Regions from separate parts of the Homo sapiens genome. Here region 1 is linked to region 2. Evidence: chromatin loops called from intact Hi-C (ENCODE). Cell type or tissue: CD14-positive monocyte. All regions are shown on one strand. Links, peaks and the distances in the headings refer to the core of each region. The heading gives the core; the rest is flanking DNA. Region 1 overlaps SYNRG (synergin gamma). Region 2 overlaps TADA2A (transcriptional adaptor 2A).

What was found. Hi-C counts contacts between places; a loop is a spot of excess contacts. Peaks named below come from ENCODE experiments on the same cell type or tissue, not always from the same donor. Only the 100,000 strongest peaks of a DNase experiment are listed, where the experiment ranks them.
Region 1: it touches region 2 in a loop (5-fold over the local background); 2 of 110 quality-filtered maps call a loop at or near these places.

What each region holds. Positions count from the first base shown.
Region 1 is chr17:37,571,380-37,587,477 of GRCh38, reverse strand. It overlaps SYNRG (synergin gamma), which reads left to right. Exons shown (of 22, transcript NM_007247.6): 4 at 929-1,059; 5 at 2,048-2,153; 6 at 2,719-2,830; 7 at 9,865-10,098; 8 at 11,060-11,137; 9 at 15,491-15,687. Among named protein-coding and RNA genes, the nearest start is that of SYNRG, 30 kb to the left of the region's middle. In CD14-positive monocyte, for the core only: no CTCF peak of the experiment used is centred there; no DNase peak of the experiment used is centred there.
Region 2 is chr17:37,453,826-37,469,923 of GRCh38, reverse strand. It overlaps TADA2A (transcriptional adaptor 2A), which reads right to left. Exons shown (of 16, transcript NM_001166105.3): 9 at 11,337-11,400; 10 at 7,803-7,846; 11 at 4,383-4,493; 12 at 2,399-2,470. It also overlaps the pseudogene LOC100419621. Among named protein-coding and RNA genes, the nearest start is that of DUSP14, 28 kb to the left of the region's middle. RefSeq lists a silencer at 10,832-11,032 and enhancers at 13,934-14,435, 14,952-15,529. In CD14-positive monocyte, for the core only: no CTCF peak of the experiment used is centred there; no DNase peak of the experiment used is centred there; H3K27ac peaks cover 437 bases.

The sequences.
Region 1 (16,098 bases), core at 5,385-13,384, 120 kb before region 2:
GAGAAGTAGCAGTCTCCAAATGAGAGTGTTTCACGGACAGACTTTAGTTAGGGACAGAAGAGGAACTTTTCAGGGAGAAGGTTGAGTAGTAGAAGAGTTTTCACTCATTAAAAATTAGCCATTTAATTATTGTCATTGTCATCATTCTTAATATTAGATTTTGAGCCAGGTGCCATCGAGGGCACACGCTTATAGCCCTAGCTACTCTGGGGCTGAGGCGGGAGGATCTCTTGAGCCCAAGAGTTGGAGGCTGCAGTGAGTTGTGATTGCGCCTTTGCTCTCCAGCCTGGGTGACACAACGAGACCCTGTCTCTAAAAACATAATATTATTAAATTTTGTGATTAGCTATTGTGTTATTATTATTTCTGGACACTTTAACAAACTTTATAATATTATGTAATTTTTTATTGAATATGTGTCATTTTCTATAAAAGTTTGACTATTAGGCCTTTGATAACATCAAAATATTCATTATCCTCTCATATATATTGGAAAATCAGATTTAATTTCATTTGTGGTATGTTTACCATATGCCAGGCTCTTACCTATTATTGCAAATATGAAAATATATAAGATATAATGCCTCTTCTCAAAGAGGATTAGTGAGCTCACAAGAATATAACTTGTGGGCATATAGTTCCATAACACACCAATCAGAGTATTAACAGTGGTCACCTCTGGGACAGTGAAGGGAATGGAGGGGTTAGATATTAAGGGGAGCCTTCCATTTTTAGCATCTTTTAATATAATATATTTCTTTGTATATTTGCATCTTTTATTTATTTGCATCTTTGCATCTTTTAATCCAATATATTTCTATTTTTTACAAATAAGAGTATTAAGATAGAATTTATGGAAGTCACATTTTTGTGTGTGATAATTAAAGGGATAAATTGTGTTTTTTAAGCCTTTGTCTGTTTCTTCTAGGCAGGAATACCAATGGGACCAATGCCAGCAGCGGGAATGCCTTACCTAGGACAAGCACCCTTCCTGGGCATGCGTCCTCCAGGCCCACAGTACACTCCAGACATGCAGAAGCAGTTTGCCGAAGAGCAGCAGTAAGAGATCACCAGAATTAAAGGATAACAAAGATACATTATAGCATCTATCTTAAGAATTGTCTAATGATCTCTAGTGCAGATTTGAAACTAAAACAGTCAAAAGTTGTCTTTAAAACTCTTAAGGCCTGGCCCAGTGGTTCATGCCTATAATCCCAGCACTTTGGAAGGCTGGGGTGGGCAGATTGCTTGAGCCCAGGAGTTCGAGACCAGCCTGAGCAACATGGTAAAACCCTGTCTCTACAAAAAATACAAAATATTAGCCAGGCTTGGTGGCTCATGCTTGTAGTCCCAGCTGCTCAGGAGGCTGAGGTGGGAGGATCACCTGGGCCCCGAGGTTGAGGCTGCAGTCAGCCGTGATCATGCCACGGTACTCCAGCTTCGGTAACAGAGTGAGACCCTGTTTAAAAACAAAAACAAAAAAGCCTCTTTAAACTACCATTATTATAAGTTTAGAGTCAAAAAGGACCTTAGAGATCCTGTAATTCAACCCTCTTGTTTTATATCTAGTGAAAGTGAAGTCCAGGAAAATGAAACAACTTGTCAGTCCAGGTTACACAGTTACCAGCAAAGCCTGGACCCAAAGGCAGGCTTCCTGATTCCCAAATCATTACTCTTTCTGCTGTATGACACTGCCTTCCCAAGCAGGTTCTTTTTTAATATGCAGAGCAAAGTGTGTTCTTATGTTTGTCTGCCTGTTTTTCGAGAATACTTTTATATGCAAAAGCTTGTTTCCTCCTCTTGCAAATTAGATGAGAAATAAATTCATATACATAATTTAGGTAAATCATTCTTTAGACTCATGTCAAATATTTTGGAATTAATATAGTGAGGAAACAGGATTGTCGTAAGAAAACTAGATATTTAGCAATGAAATTTACACTTCTGGAAGTGCAACATGATATTGCTGAAACTGTTAGAAATCTGAATATAAAACACAGTGTATAATCCCGGGAGCTGGTTCTTTATTAGATCATTTTTCCTTCAGGAAACGATTTGAACAGCAGCAAAAACTCTTAGAAGAAGAAAGAAAAAGACGCCAGTTTGAAGAGCAGAAGCAAAAGCTCAGACTTTTGAGCAGTGTGAAACCCAAGGTAGTATTTCAATACTTCTCTTCACCCAGAACATACACACCCTGAATGTGCCTCTTCCCACTCATTGAGTGGATTTCGTCACTGGGGCACCAGCCCAAGCTGAGGCTGTGATTGATTCTTCTCATTTTGGTTTACCTAATTACTAATGTGAAGGGTTTTTCATTTTCTGTAAAGATACACTGCTGTCAATGAGAATAGGCTATCAGCCATTATCTTTTCAGCTCTTTTTTAGTATCATGGCAATGTTTATAATCTTTTTCTTGGGAAGCAGTAATCCTGAATTCAGTGATATTTCATATTTCTCTTAGAGCCTTCACAGGACACTTAATATCAAACAGGTCTATCCTAAAGTATTTATACATTGGCCTTGTAATGTTTTTATTTTCTGTGGAGTGTCATTGTTTAATCATTTACCAATGTCTTGCTGACTTGGATAATTCATTATCAGAAGTATGTGGTAAAAATATTGGAAATAGATGAATATCTGTGCTTTTCTTAATTTGGGAGGGTTTAGGATACAGTGAGGGATAAGTAAAGAAATACGCATATATTTGTTGTCTCTTAGACAGGAGAGAAGAGTAGAGATGATGCTTTGGAAGCCATAAAAGGAAATTTAGATGGGTTTTCCAGAGATGCAAAAATGCACCCTACTCCAGCATCGCACCCCAAGAAACCAGGTAGTTTTAAGAGGCATTATATTTTTCTTTTCTGGGAAGGTGATTTATGTAGTCCCTGTTTCTTTACCTCGCCATTATATGTGTGTGTGAAAAGTCAATGTAGAACTCTTCCTTCAAGCTAAGTACAGATTTGGATGTTCTCAAATATACAGTGGCTTAAGAGCTCTGGTCTGGATAACAACTGTCTTGGGAGGAAAAAACCTCTTTGTCTTCTAATTAAATATCAGTATGACAATTTCACCTGTAAGTTTTCTGTATATAAATATGTTAACATTAGTAAAATCTATTCACTCAGAGCAAATGTAATAAAGGAGTTTACCATTTAATTCTCATTGTTTTATAGTAATTTTTATGAACTAGCTCTGATTTCATTACTTAATGTGATTAAACTTACAAATTCTTAAAATGCCTCATTTAAGAAAATCATGAGTATAATAATGCTCTTCTTGAAATGTTAGTTTCCCTAATGCATTTCTTTGTAATTTTTATCATCATTTATTGTCAGGTAAGCAAAAAGAAACGTCCCTGTTTTAGAGCAGGGTAAAGGGATTGGAGGTTGGGGTTTGGTTGTTCTTTTGAACATTTAGCAGTTGAAATGAGTCTTGTATTTGCATAATTGTTACCACATTATTTTTAAAAATTCAACATTTCAAGCCAGGTGCCATGGCTCATGCCTGTAATCCCAGCACTTTGGGAGGCCGAGGCAGGTGGGATCACTTGAGGTCAGGAGTTCAAGACCAGCCTGGCCAACATGGTGAAAACCTGTCTCTACTAAAAATACAAAAATAAGCTGGGCATGGTTGTGCATGCCTGTATTCCCAGCTACTCGGGAAGCTGAGGCAGGAGAATCACTTGAACCTGGGAGGCGGAGGTTACAGTGAGCCGAGATCATGCCACTGCCCGCTCCAGCTTAGGCATCAGAGCAAGACTCCATCTCAAAAAACAACAAAAAACAAATTCAACGTTTTGACATTTTATCAGCTGATTCCAAGAAAACATACCTAATAGGTGAACAGTTTTCATAAATCATTTAGCCAGCCAAGAAAGTACTATCTTCTGCTGGAAAATGTTGCATTGATAAATTTTATCTTGAACCCTTGTATTATAGTACCTTTCATGGGTGATATCAAGAGGGAATAATCACTGGCATAGTAACCAGTTCTTGATTTTTCCGGGACAACTTTGACTCTGTTCTGTTAATTTCACTTAAGATTCCCATTCCAAAAGTATGCCCCAAAATAAAATATACAAGATTGAAAAGAAAACAGATATTAGCAATCAGGCTGAGATTAGAAAGGAAAAACATATCTAAAAATGAAAATTATAAGGTGAATAAGCTAGTCAAGAAGTAATTTAGGAATATATATTAGAAGTTAATACTAAAACTAGACCTAGGCTGGAGGTTAGGAAAAGTAGAGAAAGGCAGTCAGGAGTTCAAGACCAGCGTGGCCAACATGGTGAAACCCCATCTCTACTAAAAATACAAAAAATTAGCCAGGCATGGTGGCACGTCCCTATAATCTCAGTCACTTGGTAGGCTGAGGCAAGAGAATAGCTTGAACCTGGGAGATAGAGGCTGCAGTGAGTCGAGACTGCGCCACTGCACTCCAGCCTGGACGACAGAGTGAGACTCCATCTCAAAAAAAAAAAACCAAAAACCTAGTCCTAAAGTATTTATAAAAAGAGTTTCCAGCCATTCTACCACCAAAGGCACCTTTTAAATTTCTCTTTATAGATTGTTTATCTTAAAATACTGAATATACAAACTATATTGATCATATAACTTTTTTTTTGAGACAGGGTCTCATTCTATTGCCCTAGTGCGGTGACATGATCACAGTTCACTGCAGCCATGACCCCCCAGGCTCAGACAATCCTACCACTTCAACCTCGTGAGTAACCGGGACTACAGATGCGCACCACCACGCCTAGCTAATTTTTGTATTTTTTGTAGAGACGGGATTTCACCATGTTGCCCTGGCTAGTCTCAAACTCCTGGGCTCAAGCAGTCCACCTGCTTTAGCCTTCCAAAGTGCTAGGATTACAGGTGTGAGCAACTGTGCCTGGCCCATCATTTAACTTTTATACTTCTTTTTAATCATATACCTAGCTGCTAGAGTTGGTATGGGCCAAAATATATTCCATGTAGAAGTCACACATTCCAGCCAAATGCAAAGAAACATTGGTTTGGTCTTTACAGTATATCCCAAGGAAATAGGGTCCATTTAAAAAATATTTTAAGTAGCTGGGAACCCAAATTGAGAACCTAAATCCAGCCTTGGTAATTGTTGGGAGACTTGGAATACAATGTGGGAGGGCTTTTTCTTTTTTAAACAAACTTGATTAAGGCAATAATTTTGCATATTTTGCATCTTTCTTAGAACTTTCAGTGCATCCAGGTTTTATTGCATTGATCCTAAAGAGAGGAAAGAAGTATGCAGGGTCTCCATTTTTCAGACAAGAGCCATTTCTTAAAAAAAAGACTACTCCTGAGCTTCAAGTCAGTGACAAAAAAAAAGACTGCTTATTGTGACAATAGACTTTAGTCATATTAAAGCAATTCAAAGTAATTTAAAATGTGGGGAGGCCAGGTGCGGTTGCTCAAGCCTATAATCCCAGCACTTTGGGAGGCCGAGGTGGGTGGATCACCTGAGGTCGGGAGTTCAAGACCAGCCTGACCAACATGGCAAAACCCTGTCTCTACTAAAAATAAAAATTAGCCAGGTGTGGTGGCGCATGCCTGTAATCCCAGCCATTCAGGAGGCTGAGGCAGGAGAATCTCTTGAACCCAGGAGGCAGAGGTTGCTGTGAGCGGAGATCATGCCATTGTACTCCAGCCTGGGCGACAGAGCCAGACTCTGTCTCAAAAAAAAAAAAAAAAAGAAAAAAAATGTGGGGCCAGGAGTGGTGGTGCACACCTGTATTCCCAGCTACTCAGGAGGCTGAGGCAGAAGAATTGCTTGAACCTGGGAGGCAGAGGTTGCAGTGAGCTGAGATTGTGCCACTGCACTCCAGCCTGGGCGACAGAGCTAGACTCCATCTCCAAAAAACAAAAACAAAAACAAAACAAGGTAAGGCGTGGTGGCTCACGCCTATAATCCCAACACTTTGGGAGACCAAGGCAGGCAGATCACCTGAAGTCAGGAGTTCGAGACCAGCCTGGCCAACATGGTGAAACCCCATCTCTACTAAAAATACAAAAATTAGCCGGGCGTGGTGATGGGCACCTGTAGTCCCAGCTACTTGCGAGGCTGAGGCACGAGAATCACTTGAACCTGGGAGGCAGAGGTTGCGGTGAGCTGAGATTGTGCCACTGTTCTCTAGCCTGGATGACAGAGGGAGACCCAGTATCATAATAATAATAATAATAATAGTAATAATAATAATAAATGTGAAGAAGCAACAATAAAATAGTATTGTTAATGAGCTTCATGTTAAATGTAGCCCCAGTAGAGCAGGTTTATTACATAAGTGAATTTTACATTTAACAATAAAAAGCCACAGTGACATTTATATCCTTTAGTGCCAAAGATCTTTTAAAGGTAGTTGTAGTCTTCAGGCAGGGTTTACTTTCTTAAATTGACTATAGTTGTTTGATTCAGCTCTTCATGATATCCTAATATTGATGCTTTTCACAAGAAAATATCACCTTAATAATGTGTTTAATGTTCTTGTCTTGGCCAGGCATGGTGGCTCATGCCTGTAATCCCAGTGCTTTGGGAGGCCAAGGTGGGTGGATCACCTGAGGTTAGGAGTTCAAGACCAGCCTGGCCGATATGGAGAAACCCCCGTCTCTACTAAAAATACAAAAATTGGGCTGGGCGTGGGGACTCACACCTGTAATCCCAGCACTTTGGGAGGCCAAGGCAGGTAGATCATGAGGTCAGGAGTTCAAGACCAGCCTGGCCAAAATGGTGAAACCCCGTCTCTACTAAAAATACAAAAGTTAGCTGGGTGTGGTGGCACGCACCTGTAGCCCCAGCTACTTGGGAGTTTGAGGCAGAAGAATCACTTGAACCCAGGAGGTGGAGGTTGCAGTGAGCCGAGATCGCGCCACTGCACTCAAGTCTGGGCGACAGAGCAACAGTCTGGGCGACAGAGCAAGACTCCGTCTCTCTCTCTCTCTCTCTCTCTCTCACACACACACACACACACACACACACACACACGAAATACAAAGATTAACTGGGCATGGCGGTGCATACCTGTAGTCCCAGCTACTTGAGAGGCTGAGGCAGAAAAATCTCTTGAACCGGGGGAACAAAGCAGAGGTTTCAGTGAGCTGAGCTCATGCCATTGCACTCTAGCCTGGGCATCACAGCAAGATTCCATCTCAAAAAAAAAAAAAAAAGTTCTTTTGTAATTTTTATTTCTCATATGGTAACTTTACTGAAATATGATCTATGCAAGTGTGTGGATCGGGCATGATATTTCAAAAATTACAGCTTTGTATTGTGCATTATTTCTTACTGAATTTCTTAATAAATAATGAAATTTAGTCATCATGGTATATATCTGTCCAAAATGTATTCAGCACTATATTGGTAGGTTTTCTTATATCTGATGTATATTGGTTTGAGATAATATTATCTAGATAAACAGATCATTTCAACTGCAAAAATAATCATCACTTTGATGTAAATCATTAATGGTCTCAGGGGAAAAATTATTAATCTAATAAAAGAAAGACAGTCAAGGCCAGGAGCTCGAGACCAGCTTGGGCAACATAGTGAGACACCATCTCTATGAAAAAAAAAAAGAAAGGAAGAATTAGCTGGGTATGCTGGCATGTGCCTATATTCCTAGCTACTCAGGAGGCTGAGGCTGAAGGATTGCTTGATCCCACGAGTTTCAGGCTGCTATGATCATGAGCTATGAGCATGCCACAGCACTGTAGCCTAGGTGACAGAGCAAGATCCTGTCTCTAAAATAAATGAATAGATACATGTATTTTTAGTTTTACCTTTTTTGAACCAAATACAAAATAGCTATTAAAACTCCCCTTTAAAAAGACATAAAATTGTGTATAAATAGACATCAAAGTGTTTTACATGCATCATGCAATTCCATTTGACTATTGTTACTTGTTATTTCTTGTTCACCTCCACTATTTATGTTTCAATATATTCTTTTGGAATTGTACTACATCTTAATTCCTTTTTCTCTGTTGGTTTCCATTTTTGTGTGTTTCATTGCCATTTTCCATTTTGCAGATTGCCCCACATCATCTCATTCTACTAAAACTGTCTCCCCATCACCTGCCTTTCTTGATGAAGAAGAATTCAGTGACTTTATGCAGGGGCCTGTTGAAGTTCCCCCATGTGGGCCTTCTTCCACGTCCCAGCCCTTTCAGTCTTTCCACCCCTCCACCCCACTTGGCCAGTTGCATACACAGAAGGCTGGGACACAGCCTCTCCCTCCAAGTCAGAGTCCAGTGCCTTTTGCCTTACATGGCGTCCCTGGGCAAATTCCTTACTTCTCTACTGCTTCAGCCTCACACAGTGTACCAGAAGCAGGTAACTCTTAGCATTATTAATGAAAATATTCTTAAGATATCCTGGGATAACTTATTTCTGTTATATAAGTAGAATAATCCAGTGATGTTGGCAAATAAACATGCACATAAATGTATGACTGCTGTTGAAATTCAACAAAACAAGTGTCTAGATTTTTAAGTTCTGGGGTCTTGACATTCCAGAAAGGTGATTTAAAACTTTTGCTCCTCAACTAGGAGCACTTTAAACTGCCTTATAACTTTAAAAGAAATCTTCTGATTTTTCCAGAAGATTGTTGTTTGGGAGATTCACCGATATCATTTTCTTAAGAATAAGGAGCTAGGAAAGGCTTCTTTAGAAAGTACTCTTTCAGCTTCAGTGACAGGGCACTTGGGGGCAGAAGCCCAGGTTGTCCATTTACTGTCAATTTGTCCTTGGTGTGCCTTAGATTTTGTCATCTATAAAATGAATAGAGACAGCTACACATCCTGGCTTGAGACAGGGTGCTGGGAGGGATCTTGGCAGACATGTACTTAGTCCAGACTGTCTCATTTGATGGACATGGAAACAGACCAAGAGATGATGATGATGTTACTGGCCAGAGGCCTCCCTAGGAGTTAGTGGAAGTGTTATCTTATGTAGGTTGTCAGATTTCAAAGGTAGTGCTCCTTCCACTACACTCTTCCACCTACTGTCTCATAGAATTCTTTAGAATCACAGTAGATAATTATGTTTACATTCTCTAAAATCTCTGAAGTCTCTCAAGTCCTATACAAATGTGCAGTGATTGAATTATTTCAACGTTTACTTTTTTTTTTTTTTGAGACAGAGTCTTGCACTGTCATCCAGGCTGGAGTGCAGTGGCGTGATTTCAGCTCACTGCAACCTCCGCCTCCTGGGTTCAAGTGATTCTCCTGCCTCAGCCTCCCAAGTAGCTGAAATTACAGGTGCCCGCCACCACGCCTGGCTAATTTTTTGTATTTTTAGTAGAGATGGGGTTTCATTATGTGGGTCAGGCTGGTCTTGAACTCCTGACCTCATGGTCTGCCTGCCTTGGCCTCCCAAAGTGCTGGGATTACAGGCTTGAGCCATGGTGCCTGGCCACAATGTTTACATTATACGTGGCAGGGCCTCCCTTTAGAATATGGGGGTGAGCTGGGCACCGTGGCTCACTTCTGTAATCCCAGCACTTTGGGAGGCTGAGGTGGGTAGATCACCTCAGGTCAGGAGTTCGAGACCAGCCTGTCTAACATGGCGAAACCCCGTCTCTACTAAAAATACAAAAAATTAGCCAGGCTTGGTGGCGGGCGCCTATAATCTCAGCTACTAAGGAGGCTGAGGCAGGAGAATTGCTTGAACCTGGGAGGCAGAGGTTGCAGTGAGCTGAGATCATGCCAGTACACTACAGCCTGGGTGACAGAGTGAGATTCCATCTCAAAAAAAAAAAAAAAAAAAAAGAATATGGGGGTGGAGATGGATGGTTAAAAAGATTAGACATATACAGTTATATACAAATAATCCTTCATGCTCTTTGTTTAGGCCCTTCCTTGGAGGAGAAGTTCCTAGTATCTTGTGATATAAGTACATCTGGGCAGGAACAAATTAAATTAAATACTTCTGAAGTTGGCCACAAAGCCCTAGGCCCAGGTTCCAGTAAGAAGTATCCCAGTTTAATGGCCAGTAACGGGGTTGCTGTAGATGGATGTGTAAGTGGTACCACCACTGCAGAGGCAGAAAATACTTCAGATCAAAACCTGTCAATTGAAGAGAGTGGTGAGCTCGTGAAGCATTCAGCAAAAAACTTGTTTAACCAAATGTTGCTCAAATGCTAACACCTTAAGCATTAATCTTCAAATGAATGCTGCTTGATTTTGCTAATCGAAATTTTGCTTGAAATATATTTAATGCATTCCTTTCTCCAATTAACCCCTAAGATTTTGCTCTGAATTCTTTCAACACACTGTTACTCCTTTTTAAAAATGATTTTGATAACTGGTTTTCTTAATTGGAATCATTTCTGATTTAAAATTTTCTTTCCTTTTATTTTATAAAAACTCTCTTTTTTCCCCCCTTATACTTTCTGTTCTTCCATAAAGGTTGAAAAGTTAAAATGTAACTGGAAAAGTCACCAATGAGAATATAGTTTTGGTTTCTCTAAAATAAATCATATGCACCACTGCCTAAAAGATCTAAATTGTATAAATTCAACCCTCAGAAATGAATTAGAATGTGGGCAGCCAAGGAGGCAAACTTTTGGGAGGATATTTTATTGGACAGAAAGCCCCCAAAAGTCCTATATATTTAAGACAGCAGTATCATATGTAGGTTAAAAAACAATGAAACTTTGCAAAGAAGCATTAGTAAAAACTGCAAGTAAAGCTTGGACAATTAAATATTTTTAGATACATAATTTTAAACTATCATCTATCATGTTTTTTTCCTTAATTTGTAATACATGTTAAATGGTGCAAGGCTTATATGATTTAGAGTATTGATTTGATACATTTTAGTTTTTGTATAATTTACTCTTTAGAACATAGTTAACGTACAAGAGTTGCTTAAAAACCAAATATTTTATTCTGAATCGGAGGCAGGGGGGACCAAGTATTTTAATTGTATTGGTGACTTTTTTTAGTGTCTCCAGCCAGTGCTCTTTGTAAAAAACCATGACTCAGTGTGATTTCGCCATCTTCTCCATGGACCACTATATACATTAATGTTTCTTACCTTCTAGGTGTGGGAGTATTTCCCTCACAGGATCCTGCTCAGCCCAGAATGCCTCCTTGGATTTACAATGAGAGTTTGGTTCCAGGTAAAAAAGCTTCTTTACCCAGGATTCCCATCTGGATATTTTGGTTTAAATATTGTAAATGTAGTTGTAAATATTTACTGTTGCACTTACAAAAAATGCAGGAGGAGTTGTCACTTTTCTTTTTTTCTGAAAGAGTACAGAAATTAAATAAATGTCGTGTTTCATAAGACTGCCTCATATATGGAATAACTATATAAATAGAGGAGAATAGTTTTGTTTTAATGTTTTATCAACCATCATACTTTTATTTCTAAAAGCTCTCTTAGATTTATTATGCTTTAATGGACATTATCAAATATTTACTTCAGCAATTAATAACATCAAGAATTTTACCAAAATATTTAATGTAATTTTCTGAATTCTTAGTTTATATTTTTAAAAATATTCTTTCTATGACTTGTCATGTAATACTATATGAAATAAAAGACCATGTGGGATCTTTTTTTTCACATTGGAAGATGTGAAGGATAGTGTTTACTCTTTTTTTTTTTTTTTTTTTTGAGACAAGGTCTTACTGTCACCCAGGCTGGAGTTCAGTGGCAGGATCTTGGCTCACTGCAGCCTTGACCTCCCCAGGCTCAGGCAATCCTCCCACCTCAGCCTCTCAAGTAGCTGGGACTACAGGCGCATGCCACTACACCCAGCTAATTTTTGTATTTTTTTGTAGAGACGGGGTCTCGTCATGTTGCTCAGGCTGGTCTCAAACTCCTGGGCTCAAGTGATCTGCCTGCCTTGGTCTCCCAAAGTGCTGGGATTACAGGTGTGAGCCACTGCACCTGACCTACTTTTTCTTTACATGTATTTTTACTGCTGAGCCAAGAAGAAAAAAAAAAGAAAAGAAAATCCTTAAAGTGCATTTTCTTCTTTAAACAAAAAAAAATTTATTTTTAATTTTTGTGGCTACATAATTGTATATTTTTATGGAGTACATGAGATACTTTGATACAGACATACAATGTGTAATAATCACATCAGGGTAGATAAGGTATCCATTACCTCAAGCATGTATTACTTCTTTGTGTTATGAACATTCCAATTATACTCTGTAAGTTATTTTAAGTGTACAATAAATTATTGTTGACTGTAGCTACCTTGTAGTGCTATCAAATACTAGATCTTATTCCTCCTATCCAACTATATTTTTATGCCCACTAACCATCCCCATTATTCCCCCCCACCACTACCCTTCTCAGCCTCTGGAAACCATCATTCTATTCTCTGTCTCCATGAGTTCAGTTGTTTTAATTTTTAGCTTCCACAAATGAATGAGAATATATGAAATTTGTCTTTCTATGCCTGGCTTATTTCACTTAATATAGTGTCCTCCAGTTCCAACCATGTTGTTGGAAATGACAGGATCTCAATTTTTTTTATGGCTGAATTGTGCTCCATTGTGTATATGTACCACATTTTCTTTATCCATTCGTCTGTCAATGGACACTTAGGTTGCTTTTGAATCTTGGCTTATAAATTAGTACAGCCACTATGGAGAAACCTTTATACTGTTCTCCATAGTGGCTGTACTAATTTACATTCCTACCAACAGTGTACTTGGGTTCCCTTTTCTCCACATCCTCACCAGCATTCGTTATTGCCTGTCTTTTGGATAAAAGCCATTTTAAGTGGGGTGAGATGATATCTCATTGTAGTTTTGATTGACATTGCTCTGATGATCAGTGATGTTGAGCCTCTTTTCATAAACTTGTTTGCTGTTTGCATGTCTTCTTTTGAGAAATGCCTGTTCAGTTGTCTTGCCCATTTTAAAATCAGATTATTAGCTTTTTTTGTATTGAGTTGTTTGAGCTTCTTATATATTTTGGTTATTAATCCCTTGTGAGATGGATAGTTTGCAGATATTTTCTCCCGTTCTGTGGGTTGTCCATTTTGTTGATTGTTTCCTTTGCAGTGCAAAAGCTTTTTAACTTGATGTGATCCCATTTGTCCATTTTTGCTTTGATTGCCTTTACTTTTGGGTTATTACTCAAGACATCTTTGCCCAGACGAATGTCCTGGAGAGTTTCCCCAAGTTTTCTTTTAGTAGTTTCATAGTTTCTGGTCTTAGATTTAAATCTTTAATTCATTTCCATTTGATTTTTTTATTTGGTGTGGGATGGGGTCTAGTTTTATTCTTCTGCATATGGAGATCCAGTTTTTCCAGCACCGTTTATCGAAGAGACCCTCCCCAATGTATGTTCTTGGCACCTTTCTGAAAAATGAGTTCACTGTGGATGTGTGGATTTATTTCTGGGTTCTCTATTCTGTTCCATTGGTCTCTGTGTCTGTTTTTGTGTTATTACTATGCTGTTTTGGTTACTATAGCTTTGTAGTATAATTTGAAGTCAGGTAATATACAGTAATGTACTGTAATTCCTCCAGTTTTGTTCTTTTTGCTCAGAATGGCTTTGGCTATTCTGGGTCCTTTGTGGTACCATATAAATTTTAGGATTATGTTTTCTGTTTCTGTGAAGAATGTAATTGGTATTGATAGGGATTGCATTGAATCTGTACTACCCATTGCTTTGGGTACTATGGACATTTTAACAACATTGATTATTCCAAAACATGAACATGGAATATTTCTCTATTTTTTTATGTCCCCTTCAATTTATTGCATTAATGTTTTATAGTTTTCATTCAAATGCATTTTCTGATACTACTCATAATGACAAAAGGCTGTTACCAAAATAGTATGTACAATTCAACTGTACTTTAAAATAATGGCTTTTCTTCCAAATGCCTGTTAGACAGTTTGCATCTTTTCTTCTCTGTCCTCAAGCCAAACGAATGAAATCTAGATCTTGGTATATTTTGGAGTTTTATCCATTTTCTGCCAGTTTGTATTACTTTACTTTCGCCCTCTTCCTTAGAAGACTAGAAAACATACATGCATGTATACTTTCTAGTCAAAATATGGTTTTTTTTGTTTGTTTGTTTGTTTTTGAGACGGAACCAGTCTGTCACCCAGGCTGGAGTGCAGTGGCGCAATCTCGGCTCACTGCAACCTCTGCCTCCTGGGTTCAAGCAGTTCTCCTGCCTCAGCCTCCTGAGTAGCTGGGGCTACAGGCGTGCACCACCACGCCTGGCTAATTTTTTTTATTTTTAGTAGAGACAGGATTTCACCGTATTGGCTAGGCTGGTCTCGAACTCCTGACCTTGTGACCCGCCCACCTCAGCATCCCAAAGCACTGGGATTACAGGCATGAGCCACCACATCTGGCCAAAAATATGTGTTCTTATGGAGAGCCCACTAACCTGTAATCCATACTTATAATCCCAGATGTAAAATTTTTGTTTTAAACAGTTTCTCTGTCCCCCTTAGCCCTACTAAGTTTCATTTCCCTAACTAAGCTTGCTACATTTAGTAAATAACCATACAGGATGCCCAGTTAAATTTGAATTTCAGGTAAACAGCAAATAATTTTTTAGTATAAGTATGTCCCATGCAATATTGGCATTCTTTATTTTAGCCCTGTATCTAACAACATTTCCCACTTGGTCCTTTGGAAAACCCATGTTATTGTCAAAAACTCACCAACTGTACCCCCCTTTTTAAGACACTTGTTCTGCTTCCTCACCTTAACAGAAACTGGGTCTTTCCTTAAAGGCTGTATTTCCGTAGCACCTTCTCCAATGGTGTTTTCTCTCACAGCCTCTAATTTACTGGAGAAGAGTGATGTTGGTATAATTCTTACTTCCCATTGCTCTTTTCAAACTGTTCCCACCATCATTACTCTACAGCTTCTCTTGTAAAGTCCAAAGCATGCTGTCTTGTTACAATCTTCTACTGAATTATAAGACTTTGTCTTACCTCTAGCCCTAAATTTTATCTTTAGTACCAAACTTCAGACTCTTAATTGTCTGCTGGACATTTCCACTTGAATATCTCAAATTTTTTTTTCTTTTTTTTTTTGAAACGGAGTCTCACTGTTGCCCAGGCTGAAGTGCAGAGTGCAGAGTCGTGATCTTAGCTCACTGCAACCTTTGTCTCGGGGTTCAAGTGATTCTCCTGCCTCAGCCTCCTGAGTAGCTGGGCTTACAGGCACATGCCACCACGTGTGGCTAACTTTTGTATTTTTAGTAGAGATGGGGTTTCACTATGTTGGCCAGGCTGGTCTTGAACTCCTGACCTCAGATGATCTGCTGGCCTTGGCCTCCCAAGTGCTGAGATTACAGACGTGAGCCACCACGCCCAGCTGCACTTGAATATGTTTAAAGCAATTTAAACCCTGACATGGCTTCGGTTCTATTAAAGCAGTTTTGTTGAAGATTATTCTTGTATACCAACAATGGCATCCCAAAAAATAAATCACTTGGAATGTGTTTCCATTTGTAATCTGGTCTTTCCTTTAATAGATGCCTATAAGAAAATCTTAGAAACCACAATGACTCCAACTGGAATAGATACTGCCAAACTGTATCCCATTCTGATGTCATCTGGGCTTCCCAGGGAAACTCTTGGACAGATATGGGCCTTAGCTAATCGAACTACACCTGGCAAACTTACAAAAGAAGAACTTTATACCGTTCTAGCCATGATAGCGGTAACACAGGTAAACAATGTTTCTTAAGTTAGATCAAATAACTTTATTAATATAAATTGCAAGGATATGAAATCTTTTTTACTACATTGTGTAACTCCTTGTACATTAAAATTTAGATCATTTTCAGGATATAGTACTTCAAAAATGTAGAGTTTATAAGATGTGCATAATAGCAAGTTATTCCTTTGTTTAAAGACTTTTTGTTTTGGTTTGTTTTTGAGACTGAGTCTCATTCTGTTGCCCAGGCTGGAGTGCAGTGGCGAGATCTCAGCTCACTGCAGCTTCCGCCTCCCGGGTTCAAGTGATTCTCGTGCCTCAGCCTCCCAAGTAGCTGGGATTACAGGCACCCACCACCATGCCCGGCTACTTTTTGTATTTTTAGTAGAGATGGGGTTTTACCATGTTGGCCAGGCTAGTCTC
Region 2 (16,098 bases), core at 3,353-11,352:
CAATATCAGGAAACCAAAATTAGTTATCAGAGTCTCTATATGCATCTTGCTAAACAGAAGAGCTGCGTGGTGTTTTCTACATGTTAACAAAGGTTCACAGATTCCAAAATACTGCACCAGTGGGTTTCAAAATTCAAACTAGGTTCCACAGAGCCCCAGGATACCACAAGAGTATCTTAGAGGTTAATGTAAAGAGAAAGGGCACTGCCAGATACCGGCGGGTCCTGGGCTCTACACATAAATTGAACCATTAAAGTTCAACCAAAGTAATTCCACTTTTATCTTTTTTTGAGACGGAGTTTCGCTCTTGTTGCCCAGGCTTGAGTGCAATGGCGCGATCTCGGCTCACAGCAACCTCCACCTCCCAGGTTCAAGCCATTCTCCTGCCTCAGCCTCCGGAGTAGCTGGGATTACAGGCATGCGCCACCATGCCCAGCTAATTTTGTATTTTTAGTAGACACGGGGTTTCTCCATGTTGGTCAGGCTGGTCTTGAACTCTGGACCTCAAGTGATCCGCCCGCCTCGGCCTCCCAAAGTGCTGGGATTACAGGTGTGAGCCACCGTGCCCAGCCCACTTTTATCTTATTTGTAGATTGGGGCTCACACAAAATTTAATTTCAAAAATGGTTTCCACTGTTAAAGAGCCATTATACTAGGCTGAACTTACATCCATAAGGCTATGTTGCACCCACAGGGCTGTGTTAAGAAGCCAACTATTGCCGGGCGTGGTGGCTCACACCTGTAATCCCAGCGCTTTGGGAGGCTGAGGTGGGTGGATCACCTGAGGTCAGGAGTTCGAGATCAGCCTGACCAACATGGATAAACCCCATCTCTACTAAAAATACAAAAAAAAAAATTAGCCGGGTATGGTGGTGCATGACTGTAGTCCCAGCTACTCAGGAGGCTGAGGCAGGAGACTCGCTTGAACCTAGAAGGCAGAGGTTGTGGTGAACCAAGATGGCACCACTGAACTCCAGCCTGCGCAACAGAGCCAGACTCCGTCTCAAATAAAAAAAAAAAAGAAGCCAACTATTTCTTATAGATAGTAGGTGACAACTATCAATAATCACAAAAACTTCAAATAGGAAGAAGGAGGGAATGCTAAAGATCATTTCAACAATGACAGCAAAACAACAGAAACTGCCATTTATTGAGGAATTATTGTGTGCCAGATACTGTGCTATGCTTATATGCAGTATCTCTAATTAAATCTTTACACTAACTCTAAGAACCTTAGAAAATTAAAACTTGAATAGAGGCCAGGCACAGTTGCTCACACCTGTAATCCCAGCACTCTGAGAGGCCTAGGCGGGAGGACTGCTTGAGGCCAGGAGTTTGAGACCAGCCTGGGCAACATAGCAAGAGTCAGTCTCTAGGGAAAAAAAAAAAAGGAAAGAAAAATAAATTTGGATAGAATCACATCACAGAGCTGGCAAGCTGGAGAGCCAAAATTTATACTCAAGCTTTTTAAGTCTAGACCCAAGCTCTTAACTACTATAATACACTATCTCTTATGACCTGGTTCTAGTACTAACTAGCTCTGTAACCTCTTTATACCTTAATTTCTTCACTAAATGGAAGTAACGGTACTTTATAAGTTTGTCATGAGAATTCATTGACTTGATCCAAGTGAAATGGTTAGCATAGAGACTGGTACATGGTAAATATCTGATAGATGTTAGCTGCTAATAATATAATTATTGTCACTACCCCAAGTAACTGGGATGCAAGCACCTGGAGCCAGTTGAAGCTTCATTATTTTATAAAAATGCTAAGACCATGTATCATTAAATTTGAAAAGGGTGACACACCTAAAATATAAAATTCCTTTTTTTTTTTTTTGAAACAGAATCTCCCTCTGCCACCCAGGCTGGAGTACAGTGGCACCATCTTGGCTCACTACAACAACTGCTTCTCAGGTTCAAGCGATTCTTGTGCCTCAGCCTCCCGAGTAGTTGGGATTAAACGTGTGCACCACAACGCCTGGCTAGTTTTTTTATTTTTAGTAGAGGTAGGGTTTCACCATGTTGGTCAGGCTGGTCTCGAACTCCTGGACTGAAGTGACCCACCTGCCTTGGCCTCCCAAAGTGCTGGGATTACAGGTGTGAGCCACTGCACCCGGCCCAAGATTCCCTTTTTTTAAAGAGCCTCGGCAGAATCCTAAATCTAAAGCAGCACCTCTCTTTCCTTTGTCTCACAACTTTTGTAGTACCAAAGATAATCTATACAAAGGTATTTATAGGGATTAAATAGCCAAAACTTTACTGGAAAGGTTTAAAGCATTCTGGTAAAGGAAAGCTTGTTTTTTAAAAAAAAATTCACAACAATTCAGAGACTTCCTCTGTGTGTCTGGAAGATACTTGCCCTCAAGTACGGTATGTAGCTGAAGCATACTTACTACAAAAATTGGTAATGCCTGCTGTCCTGTATTCTTGGAGCCTCTTGATTTCCCTTCGGAGTTCAAATTCCACTGTTTTCCCCAAAAGGAATGAAGGAAAAAATTACAAAAACAAAAGCAACATTAGTGAGCACTTTTGCTATTGAGCATTTTCATTAATTCTGCCTTATAAGACTAGGGAAGTTCATTTGGAGAATCCTACTCGTTGGTAACTTCTCATTAGAAATTTTACCCAAGAGCTGAGGAAAACCTACTCCAGCTATCTTCCAGCTGCTGTCTCCAGATGCAGCAGCTGGAACTGTCTTCTAGAAAACTTAGTGAAATGGTTAAATTCATTTGTCTACAAAAGTAACAATTTTTTTTTTCTTTTTTTGAGACAGAGTCTCGCTCTGTCGCCCAGGCTGCAATGGCATGATCTCGGCTCACTGCAACCTCCACCTCCCGGGTTCAAGCAATTCCCCCTGCCTCAGCGTCCTGAGTAGCTGGGATTACAGGCATCTACCACCACACCCGGCTAATTTTTGTATTTTTAGTAGAGATGGGGTTCTGCCATGATGGCCAGGTTGGTCTCGAATTCCTGACCTCAGGTGATCCACCCGCCTCGGCCTTCCAAAGTAGCTGGCATTATAGGAATGAGCCACCGCACTGGGCAAAATATAATTTTTTTAACAACCAAGTTTCCCTGCTCTAACTATCTTCTATTAAAAGTTCTACAAATCATTCTAATTTGGCTGCTTTTGAAACAGAGAATGAAGGAAGAGCCTGGACAATCCATGGGGTGTAGTGTTTTGGAATGACACATAAACCAGGGGTGTGTCCCAAACTGGGACAGGAAGTAAAGGATCAGTCACCTGGTACAAACCACACAAAGAATGCTAACCAAACAAGGTGTTTGGTGAGGACAACCAACCTGGCTCAGATAAATGTCTGCAATGCTATGTAAGAAATATTTTCACGGTGAGAATAAGGGCCTTAGTAGACTACCTTCCCAGAACTAAACTTAGAAGCCACATACACAAATGTCATGATGAAAGGTACAGAACAAGCCAGAGTCCATATTATTTTAACAATCTAGGCCTTACTGCCATACCAACATATTTTGTTTTGAAACAGGGTCTCACTCTGTCGCTCAGGCTGGAGTGCAGTGGTGTGATCTCAGCTCACCGCAACCTCGGCTACCCGGGTTCAAGCAATCCTCCCACCTCAGCCTCCAAAGTAGCTGAGACTACAGGTGTGCACTACCATGCCTGGCTAACTTTTGTATTTTTGTAGAGATGGAGTTTTACTATGTTGCCCAGATTGGTCTCGAACTCCTCGACTCAAGCAATCCTCTTGCCTTGGCCTCCCAAAGTGCTGGGATTACAGGTGTGAGCCACCACGCCCGGCCTCATAACAACTTTTAATTTTTTATAGTGAAAAATCAAATGGTAACTATGTAGAGCTCTCACAGAAATACCACAGAAAGGCAAGAGATCGATGGAAGTACTATCTCCACAAGCTATCCATCTCTGTCCTCATTTTTAAAACTACTTTTAATACTAAAATATTTATGAACAAAATAAAATGATGTCTGGGATTTGCTTCAGAATAATCCAGTTGAGGGCAGGAGGGAAGAGTGAGTGGTAAAGATGAAACCAGACTGGCCATGTGTTGAAAACTGCTGAAGCTGGATGATGGATACACGGGAGTTCATCATATTATTATCTCTACTTCTATATATATTTGAAAGTTCCCATGATACAAAGTAGGGAGAAAAACTACTAAATTATTGTTTATCTGGGGCAATGGGGGAAGTCATTAGGGCTTTTTAACCTCTCTTCTGCCACCCCCATAGTCCCAAATTTGTCTCATGGTAATAAAGGGGAACAAAGAGAGAAATATCCATTTATTTATTTATAGAACTTCACATAAAACACACCATTATCTCTCCTATTTATATAAATATACACACACAAATACTGCTCAAGGCTCAAAAACCACCTACATGCATGGCTTTCAATGAATTTGTCATGTTCCACTGGCCCCACAATTCTTGCAAATCGCCTCATTGTTTCATACAGGTCCTGGACCTCCTTGGGATACCGCCGTTCCATTACTACAGAGAAAATAAAACATAAATGTGTCATGGGAAATGTAAGGATCCCTGAGTTTTCAGCATTTTTTTTTTTTTACAATTAGTAAAATGGAAGAACATTATTCATAACCTCATATGACTAACTTATCCATGACAGGAAGCAAACAGGAAAGCCAAGAATGCAAAACACTAATCATAATGACAGCACCATAGCAACTATCCCACAGGGATGTTGTTAACACTGGAGATCATCTCCACCACTGAGCACTACTCATCTCCCACATCTACTGTCTTTTTTTTTTTTGAGATGGAGTCTCGCTCTGTCTCCCAGGCTGGAGTGCGTTGGGGTGATCTCGGCGCACTGCAACCTCCATCTCCTGGATTCAAGCAATTCTCCTACCTCAACCTCCCAAAGTAGCTGGGATTACAGGCGCCCGCCACTACACCCAGCTAATTTTTGAATTTTTAGTAGAGACGGAATTTCACCACATTGGCCAGGCTGGTCTTGAACTCTTGACCTCAGGTGATCCACCCGCCTCGGCCTCCCAAAGTGCTGGGATTACATGCATGAGCCACCGCGCCCAGCCACCTCACTGTCTTTTTTTTTTTTTTTGAGATGGAGTCTTGCTCTGTGGCCCAGGCTGGAGTGCAGTGGTGTGATCTCAGCTCACTGTAACCTCTGCCTCCCCAGGTTCAAGCAATTTTCCTGTCTCAGCCTCCCAAGTAGCTGGGATTACAGGCACACCGCCATGCTCGACTAATTTTTTGTATTTTAGTAGAGACGAGGTTTCACCATGTTGGCCAGGCTGGTCTTGAACTACTGAGCTCAGGCAATCTGCTCGCCTCGGCCTCCCAAAGTGCTAGGATTACAGGTGTGAGCCACCGCGCCCGGCCACCTCACTGTCTTTTAAACTACACAGGGGCAGGAACTGCTGGCAGTAATGGACGAGACAATTAAAGGCAGATCTTACATTCTTAGGAAGAATTATGGCCAAAATTTATGGTATTAACTCCCACAGGAAAACAAAGAAGCTACAGACAAAATAATCCATCCAGAAGATTTCCCATTAGCTGAGAAAAAGTGTGATTTCTTGCATGTCCCACCTACACATCCTCAAGCAAGGTAAGTATTTTTTTCATCCTTCATATGGGTCATTTTGCCTTTCTCCAAACTAAATTAACTACTACAACTTAATTTACTGCTAATGAAGTTTTATTTGACAACTGTCATGCAAATATCATGCAGAGACACCAGAGCAGCAACTCTGGGGATCACTACTGACCAAACAACTAATCCAAAGATGTATCTGCAAAGAAGATGGAGAGTAAAACTGACTAACAATAACTGGTAGATTGGAGCAGTCAGTAACTCTCGAACTGCTACTTGGGTCGTTTCAATCAGTAATTAGGTTAGTTCTATCTACTCTTGGACTAACGATACAGACTTTCATTTATGACAGCTATTTTTTTTTTTCCTAGCTTACCTTTTTATTTTTTTTGAGACGGAGTCTCGCTGTGTCGCCCAGGCTGGAGAGCAGTAGCACGATCTTGGCTCACTGCGACCTCCGCCTCCCGGGTTCAAGCGATTCTCCTGCCTCAGCCTCCTGAGTAGTTGGGACTACAGGCGCCTGCCACCACACCTGGCTAATTTTTTTTATTTTTTAGTAGAGATGGAGCTACTTGGGAGGCTGAGGTGGGAGAATCACCTGAGCCTGGGAGGCGGAGACTGCAGTGAGCTGAGCCACTGCACTCCAGCCTGGACAACTGGAGTGAGGCCCTGTCTCAAAAAATAAATAAATAATAAAGGACCTAAAATGTAACATACTTATGATGATGGCTATATTTTTAAAAAATATAGATTTTCTGTTGCCCAGGCTGGAGTGCAGTGACATGATTATAGCTCACTGCAGCCTTGAACTCCTGGGCTCAAGTGATCCGCTGCCTCAGCCTCCCAAGTAGCTGGGATTATAGGTGCAAGCCACCATGCCTGGCTAGATATTTATTTACACTAAAAAGACACTTAACCTTGTTGACTGAACCCTACGATGCTATATATTATTAAATAAATACCCCTACAAGAATCTATCAACTGGGATGTTTTACAATAACCATTAGGTTATTGTACAAACCTAACCATTAGGTTATTCTTTACAAAAAAAGAATATTATGACACACAACTATTACAAATATTTTAATACAAACATTGTGATTGTTATTATGACATCATCCTTCTTAGTTGTGGAAGCCTCTATGTTGTGGAAGAAGAAAAAGTACAGGGACTTTTTCTGCCCTGCTTAGGTATCTCTGATATTTAAAATAATAAAGGCCAGGCACGATAGCTCGAGCCTGTAATAAGGAGGCTGAGGTGGGAGGATCACTTGCACCCAGGAGTTCAAGGCTGCAGCAAGATACCATCACACCACTGCACTCCATCCTGGGCAACAGTGCAAGAACCTGTCTCTTAAAAAACAAACAACAACAAAAAACCACAGTAAGGTCAAAGGTGGCATTTATTTTAAAAATCACTATATGTATTTTTATCACCGTCATATAATATTAAATATCATTTATTTTGTCTGTCTATAACCATCCAAAATAAAGATCACTTTCTGTTATTTATCTAAAATATTTTTACAACCTGAAGATTAAGGTTATGTTATGCTTAACACATAGTTGCAAAACATGACTCTATCCAGAAAATTATTCATTAATATTCACACTGTAATTACTATACAAATTTTTAAAAAAGAATTTTAATACAAGTTTTATTGACTACAAATTAATACATTTATTTATTTGCTTATTTATTTATTTATTTTTGAGACTAAGTCTTGCTCTATCGCCCAGGCTGGAGTGCACTGGCGTGATCTCGGCTCACTGCAACCTTTACCTCCTGGGTTCAAGTGATTCTCCTGCCTCAGCCTCCTGAGTAGCTGGGATTGCAGGTGCATGCCGCCACGCCTGGCTAATTTTTTTTTTGTATTTTTAGTAGAGATGGGGTTTCACCATGTTAGCCAGGATGGTCTTGATCTCCTGACCTCGTGATCTGCCCACCTCAGCCTCCCAAAGTGCTGGGATTACAGGCAAGAGCCACCGCGCCTGGCCCCAAATTAATACTTTAAACTCTCACTATGGATCAGAATTGCCCTGAAGACTTTTTAAAAATGCAGGTGCTGTGCCTCCAACCCCAGAGATTCTTACTTCATTAGTCTGGAGTGATAGCCAGGCTAATATGCAACTTGGATTAAGAACTACAATACGTGATTTATTTAAAATTATTCAATAATATTGGAAAAAAATTGTAAAATAAAGAAAACTGCTAATACTTACATTGAAACTTTCTAAGGTTGATTAATCCATGGTCTCTTATAATTCTAGAATGAAAAGCCACAATAATTTGTGCATTAGAATTATTTTCACATTTACTAATGCTTTACACATATAGCTATCATCAGACATAAACATGCTGAGGTGGAATACAATACAGAGGTCCAAAGAAGTCACTCCCACAAATTTCTGCAGGTCAGTGAATCACTAACCCAATTTTAGACTCTCAGGCATCACGGGTTTTTCCTCTTGTTGGGCATAGTAGACTCTCCATGACTATTTGCTGAACGAATGAATCAATCAATAACCACTCACAAATGCTGAAAAACACATGTCTGTCACTTAAGATGAAACCGAAAGGAATCTCTGTCCATGTCATAAAGTTAATCTATTCAGCTTGTGGAAATAATTGAGAACAGCCATTTTAGAGAAATCTGCTAAAGGGCACCATGATCACATATTCAACATTTTCAACTGTGCATTCACACAACACTGGCGGTACTAGAAATAAATATTGTGCATGTTTAATGAAAGGGCATTATAAAACAAAAGATTTGATAGCAACATCAGCAACTGAGTTCTACAGTACTCTCTAGCTCGAATTGTGTTTTAAGCAAAAGAGAATTTAAACCAGGCAAAGTTATGTGTCTTGAATCTGATTTATACCAGAGGTATTCATAACTAGCAATGAAGCTTCTCATAGGAGCAACTGGGTATGCTTCTTCAGCATTTCATGGAAGCTAACTCCAGACATGCAGAGAGTAAGTTTTACTTTAGATCAGGAGTTCCCAACCCCTGGGCCATGGACCAGTTAGGAACCAGGCTGCACAGCAGGTGAGCAGCTTTACCGTCTGAACTCTGCCTCCTGTCAGAGGAGCGGCAGCATTAGATTCTCACAGGAGCGCGATCCCTATTGTGAACTGCTCACGTGGAGGATCTAGGATGTGTGCTCCTTATGAGAATCTAACCAATACCTGATGATCTGAGGTGGAACAGTTTCATCCCAAAACCATTCCTGCCCCCAGCCATCCATGGAAAAACAGTCTTCCATGAAACCACTCCCTGATGCCAAAAAGGTTGAGGACTGCTGCTTTAGATCACATCTTAGTTCCTCCAGAGTGAATCTCAAGTCCCTTTTTTTTCTTTTGCTTTTTTTTTTAAGAGATGGGGTTTTCCTAGGTTGCCCAGACTGGCCTTGAACTCCTAGGCTCAAGTCATCCTCTCACCTTAGCCTCCCAAGTAGCTAGGACCAGAGGTTCATGCTACCACACCTGGCTTCTCTCCTTTTTATTGCTGAGATATCACTGTGTCTACAGTTAGTAACATCACAGTAAATACATGCCTACACATACATACACACACATGCACACTTATACCCTCTGCATACTCTTCTCTGAAACCAACAGAGGTCTGAGATCCATAATTTCTAAGTCTGAATGTATACTTTTTGATATGTTGCAAAGAGAGGAAGAACCAGTATGCCTGAAACTTGTTCAGAATTTCTTTGAAATCCTTTTAGATGAAAGACTTCTCATTAAAAAATGAACAGTTAGAAAGAGAACATTAAAAAAGCACAATAGGGCTGGGGGCAGTGGCTCATGCCTGTAATCCCAGCACTTTGGGAGGCTGAGGTGGGCGGATCACCTGAGGCCTGGAGTTTGAGACCAGCCTGGCCAACATGGGGAAACTGTGTCTCTACTAAAAATAAAAAATTAGCTGGGCATGATGGCACGTGCCTGTAGTCCCAGCTTCTTGGGAGGCTGAGGCACGATAATTGCTTGAACTCAGGAGGCAGACGCTGCAGTGAGCTGAGATCGCGCCATTACACTCCAGCCTGGGTGACGGAGCAAGACCATCTCAAAAGTAATAATAATAAAATAAAAAATAAAAATAAAATAAAAAAGCCTAACAGTCCGAGTGCAGTGGCTCACACCTGTAATTCCAGCACTCTGGGAGGCCAAGGCAGTAGGATGCCTTGAGTCTAGGAGTTCAGGACCAGCCCAGGCAACATTGTGAGACCCTGTCTCAAAAAAAAAAAAAAAGGTTTTTTTTCTTTTTTGAGACGGAGTCTCACCCTGTCGCCCAGGCTGGAGTGCAGTGGTGTGATCTTGGCTCACTGCAACCTCCGTCTCCCAGGTTCAAGCAATTCTCCTGCCTCAGCCTCCCGAGTAGCTTGGACTACAGGCATGCACCACCACCCCCAGCTAATTTTTGTATTTTTAGTAGAGACAGGGTTTCACCATGTTGGTCAGGCTGGTCTTGAACTCCTGACCTCAGGTGATCCACCAGCCTCGGCCTCCCAAAGTGCTGGGATTACAGGTGTGAGCCACCGCGCCCAGTCTAAAAAAAGAAAAAGGTTTTAAAATTAGCCAAGTGTGGTGGTGCGCACCTGTAGTCCTAACTACTTGGGAGGCTGAGGTGGGAGGATTGTTTGAGCCCAGGAGTTGGAGACTGCAGTGAGCCATGATAGTGACACTGCACTCCAGCCTGGGTGACAGAGTAAGTGTGAGACTCTGTCTCTTATTTAACAAAAAAAAAAAAAGGTTGAACACGGTGGCTCACGCCTGTAATCCCAGCACTTTGGGAGGCAGAGGGGGATGGATCACTTAAGGTGGGGAGTTCAAGACCAGCCTGGACAACATGGCAAAACTCCATCTCTATTAAAAATGCAAAAATTAGCCAGGCGTGGTGGTGCACACCTATAGTCCCAGCCACTTGGGAGGCTGAGGCTGGAGAATCACATGAACCCAGGAGGCAGAACTTGCAGTGAGCTGAGATCACGCCACTGCACTCCATCCTGGGTGACAGAACGAGACTCCATCTCAAAAAAAAAAAGACAAAAGCAAAGAATGATTCACAAATATTAAAAAAAAAAAAGTGTAACAATACTGTCTTGATGCCTTTATTTTATCTTGTTCTTTTACTTCAAATAGCTTAAAACAGTGTACCCATATTATTCATTGTTCATCATAACGTCAATAAAGGATAAGGGCAGAGGATATAAAAATAACACAGGAATTACTATCCTCAATTGAGAGAAGGAAAAATTGAGGTCTAAGGAGGGTAAGAGTCTTCTCCAAGGTCAAAAGATGAGTCACAAGTGGAGCATTCTCTCATGGACTATATGTGGTCAATCACTCAAAGCTGAGGCCAGGCACAGTGGCTCATGCCTGCAATCCTAACACTTTGGGAGCTGAGGAGGGAGGATCACTTAAGTCCAGGAGTTTGAGACCAGCCTGGCCAACACAGCAAAACCCCGTATCTACAAAAAATACAAAAAATTAGCCAGGCATGGTGGCGCACTGCTGTAGTCCCACATGCTCAGGAGGCTGAGGTGGGAGAATCAATTGAGCCTGAGAGGTTGAGGCTGCAGTGAGCCATTATTGTGCTGCTGCTCTCCAGCCTGGGCAACAGAGTGAGACCTTGCCTCTCTCACAGACACAGACACAGACACACACACACACACACACACACACACACACACACAAAACAATAATCCAAAGCTGAAAGGAGGCCAGGATGGTTTTTTATACTTACTTTTTTCGTCTTTGTCTCTCCTTTAACCTGGAATGATAGATATCTACCACAGCCATCTTCAGAGCTACAAATAAATTCATACATATACTATATATACATATCATATATATATTATATAAATAAATAAAACCAAGACAAAAATAAATCTTTTACCCAAACTTTGAACCTCATATTGCTAATTACTCCACACTCACTAGTCTAGAAAACATAAAAATATTCCAGCATAAAGAATTTGTCTATCAATAAGTAAAGTTATTTTTCCGCTATTTATATATCTTATGGCATTACTCAGATTATAAATTCTGCTTTCTGCAGTCAGAAAAATGAATAAGATCATGTCCTTTGCCAGGACATGAATGGAGCTAGAGGCCATTATCCTTAGCAAACTAACACAGGAACAGAAAACCAAATACCACATGTTCTCACTTATAAGCGGGAGCTAAATGATGAGAACACACGGACACATAGAGGGGAACAACACACACTAGGGCCTATCAGAGGGTGGAGGGTGGGAGGAGGGAGAGGATCAGGAAAAATAACTAATGGGTACCAGGCTTAATACCTGGATGATGCAATAATCGGTATAACAAACCCTATGATACAAGTTTACCTATGCAATATACCTGCATATGTACCCCTGAATTTAAAATAAAAGTTAAAAAAAATTCTCCTTTCTATTAAACACCTTTTTTGGACATTGTTATGTAACTATTACTATATATAGTGAATATCTGATCTTTGGTAATACATGGGCTAGAAATTGCATCAGAGTACTCATAAGAATGAATATTGGGCTGGGCGTGGTGGTTCACACCTGTAATTCCAGCACTTTGGGAGGCTGAGACAGGCAAATCACCTGAGGTCAGGAGTTCAAGACCAGCCTGGCCAACACGGTGAAACCCCATCTCTATAAAAATACAAAAATTAGCTGGGCATGATAGCAGTTACCTGTAATCCCAGCTACTCGGGAGGCTGAGGTGGGAGAATCGTTCAAAGCCAGGAGGTGAGGTTGCAGTGAGCCGAGATCATGCCACTACACTCCAGCCTGGGGCAACAGAGCGAGACTCGTCTCAAAAAAAAAAAAAAAAAAAAAAAAGAATTAATGTTGGTTGGGCACAGTGGCTCACACCTGTAATCCCAGCACTTTGTAAGACTGAAATGGATGGATCACTTGAGGTCAGGAGTTCAAGATCAGCCTGGCCAATATGGTGAAACCATGTCTTTACTAAAAATACAAATATTGGCTGGGCGTGGTGGCAAGTGCCTGTAGTCCCAGCTACTCGGGAGGCTGAGGCAGGACAGTTGCTTGAACCTGGGAAGCAGAGGTTGCAGTGAGCCGAGATGGCACCACTACATTCCAGCCAGGGCATTGCTGCAAGACTCCGTCTCAAAAAAAAAAAAAAAAAAAAAAGAATAATGATTGTGGTCATAACTGCACAGGAGTAACAGACAATGTCAAGGCAAGACTAATGTGAATAAAGGTACAGTGTAGACATTTTCCCAGAGTAGGAGTTTTCAGTTGGGGAGCAGCAACTGTTTAGAGTGTAGAGTTTTGCATTCTGTAGTGAAAAGTTCCATCAAGTATCCTAACCAGTGTAAAAGCCCTGCTTGGTTTCCTGGGACCCAATCCTTTCCTGGCTTTAGTCTCATGTTAAAGACACAGGGAAGAAGGAGGAAAGAGGCTGTAAATAGTAAAAGTTTTATCAGTGTAATAGTTCTGGTTCTTTCTTTCCCTAGCCACTCTTTCCATCTTCAGAGTTCCAAAGATTCTGTTCTAATTCCTTTTTACCCCTCACCTTAGTCCTATAAATTCCTCTACTTCTATGGGTCCAAGTACCATCAAAATGCATAATTTCAAACTCGATATCTATTTTAAGCTCCAGTTCCTACTGCATATAATTTACTCACATGCCCTTCAGTTGCAAACTTATATTCTACCCCTTTCCTATCCTCTAAAACTCCTATATTGGATAACTGCATCAGAGTAAAGATAGCTATCCAAGACAGAACTCAATCTGGATTCTTCCTCCTTCTCCTCCATAGTCGATGAGTCTTAGCCACACTGCACTTAACGCTTACATCTCTCAAATTCATCCCTTCATCCCTAATCCTATTCCCTAGCTCAGGCATCTTGTCTCTCCTGTCATCTTCATGCTATCTTGTAGGAGAGGCATCATTACTCACTTATCGACTCCATTCTTGCCTTACTGTAACTCACCTCTTCCAAATGGTACTTGAAAAATATTTTAAAGCACAATGTAATGGTGTAATTCCCTTGCTTATAATTCTTCAGTGGCTTCCCATCCACGTACAGTTCAAACTCTTGCATGTTACACAAGACTATTTATTGTCTTGATTACGCCTACCTTTCGACTCATTTCTTTTTTTGAGATGGAGTCTCGCTCTGTTGCCCAGGCTGGAGTGCAGGGGCGCTTGGCTCACTGCAACCTCTGCCTCCCGGGTTCAAGGGATTCTCCTGCCTCAGTCTCCCAAGTAGCTGGGATTACAGGTGTGCGCCACCATGCCTGGCTAATTTTTGTATTTTTAGTAGAGACAGGGTTTCGCCATATTGGCCAGGCTGGTCTTAAACTCCTAACCTCAAGTAATCCACCCACTTTGGCCTCTCGAAGTGCTGGAATTACAGGCGTGAACTACTGCACCCGGCCCCATTCTTGTTTCCTATCACTCCCGCATATGCCCTATACACCATGCATACAAAACAAATGGCCCAAGATCACACAGCTGTTAAGTACACAGCAGGGATCCAAAAATAAGCAGTCTGGTTCCAGAGTATTAAGTAGGAAAAACACTGAAATTGTCTAAATGTTTACTTTCTCTGTGTTTATGCTATATTCTAAATCTGCCTTAATTGAAAATGAAATGTGTATTTTAAAAAACCTCGTAAGCGGCCAGGCGCAGTGGCTCATGCCTCTGATCCCAGCACTTTGGGAGGCCGAGGCAGGTGGGTCACAAGGTCAGGAGCTCAAGACCATCCTGGCTAACATGGTGAAACCCCATCTCTACTAAAAATATAAAAAATTAGCCTGGCATGGTGGCGGGCGCCTGTAGTCCCAGCTACTCAGGAGGCTGAGGCAGCAGAATGGCCTGAACCCGGGAGGCAGAGCTTGCAGTGAACCGAGATCACGCCACTGCACTCCAGCCTGGGCGACAGAGTGAGACTCCGTCTCAAAAAAACAAACAAACAAACAAACAAACAAACAAAAAAACAAACTTCAGAAGCAAAAAACTCCCACAGGTTTTTTTTTTTTTTTTAATAACCAGAAGACCTCTAGGGTTAAGAAATGAATGCCAGATAGTAACAACGCTAGAAGAAAATATGAGTAATGCAAAACTTGGCACTATGCTACATTAAACCTTTCTTCTCACTTATGGATCCTGAAAGCACCTTGAGATTGAATGATTGCAATAGAATCTGAAATTTTCTTAATAAGTTATCAATTAAGCTTTGTGTAAGTTGAGAGTTTGGTGTTTTTTGTTTTAATTACTGAATGTATTTGTGGAAGAGGCTCTATAGCACAATATAACCTGCCACGTGTCCTCTGAAAAACTAAAATACGTTATTCAAATGTTAGGTAATATAATTTATATTTTTCTACAGTCCAATCTTTAAGAATCTGATCTGCCAACTTGGTGTTTTGAACCACCTCGGGGAGCTGACACTTTCACAGGCTTCACCATCTTTTGTGTAGATGCTGCCTTAGCAGCAGCCATTGCGGTCTTTTCAGATGCTAGCTTAGCCTTTTTTGCTTCCTTAGCAGCCCTGCTAGCTTGTTTTCATTGAGCCTTTTTAACTTCATGTTTCTCATTCCTCTTGGCCACTATATTAGCAAGAGATGCACCAGTAATGGCCTTCTGGAATTTGACTGCTCAGCAGGTTCTTTTCTTTTGAATTTCTTCCAAGTGTCCCTTTTTTATGCTTTCTTCTGTAGAGGACCAGTTTATTTGCTAAGGATTCCTTAGAAAGGAATGCCCTTGGCCAGGCACAGTGGCTCACGCCTATAATCCCAGCACTTTGGGAGGCCGAGGCAGGTGGATCATGAGGTCAGGAATTCAAGACCAGCCTGGCCAACAAGGTGAAACCCTGTCTCTACTAAAAATACAAAAATTAGCCGGATGTGGTAGCAGGCGCCTGTAATCCCAGCTACTCAGGAGGCTGAGGCAGAGAATTGCTTGAACGCGGGAGGCGGAGATGGCAGTAAGCCGAGATCACGCCACTGCACTCCAGCCTGGGCAACAGAGCAAGACTCCAAAAAAAAAAAAAAAAAAAGAAAGAAAGAAAGTAATGCCCTCGCATTTTGCACTAAGGAACTAGAAAACCTTCCCATCGGTCCTGGCATAGCGCCTCTTGTGTCTGGGGTAGATCTTGTACCTGCTGAAACTGCATAGCTCAACTTTCAGGGCAGAAGCTCCAGAGGCTCAATGTTAGGTAATTTCTAATAACATACCAACCTTTGTAACAAAGAATTTGGCTACGTATTAGAATCAGTTCTTTCAGCCAGGCACGATGGCTCACGCCTCTAATCCCAGCACTTTGGGAGGCCGAGGTGGGTGGATCACCTGAGGTCAAGGAGTTCAAGACCAGCCTGGCCAACATGGTGAAACCCTGTCTCTACTAAAAAATACAAAAAATTAGCTGGGTGTGGTAGCGGACACCTGTAATCCCAGCTACTCAGGAGGCTGAGGCAGGAGAATCTCTTGAACCCAGAAGGCAGAGGTTGCAGTGAGCCGAGATCACACCACT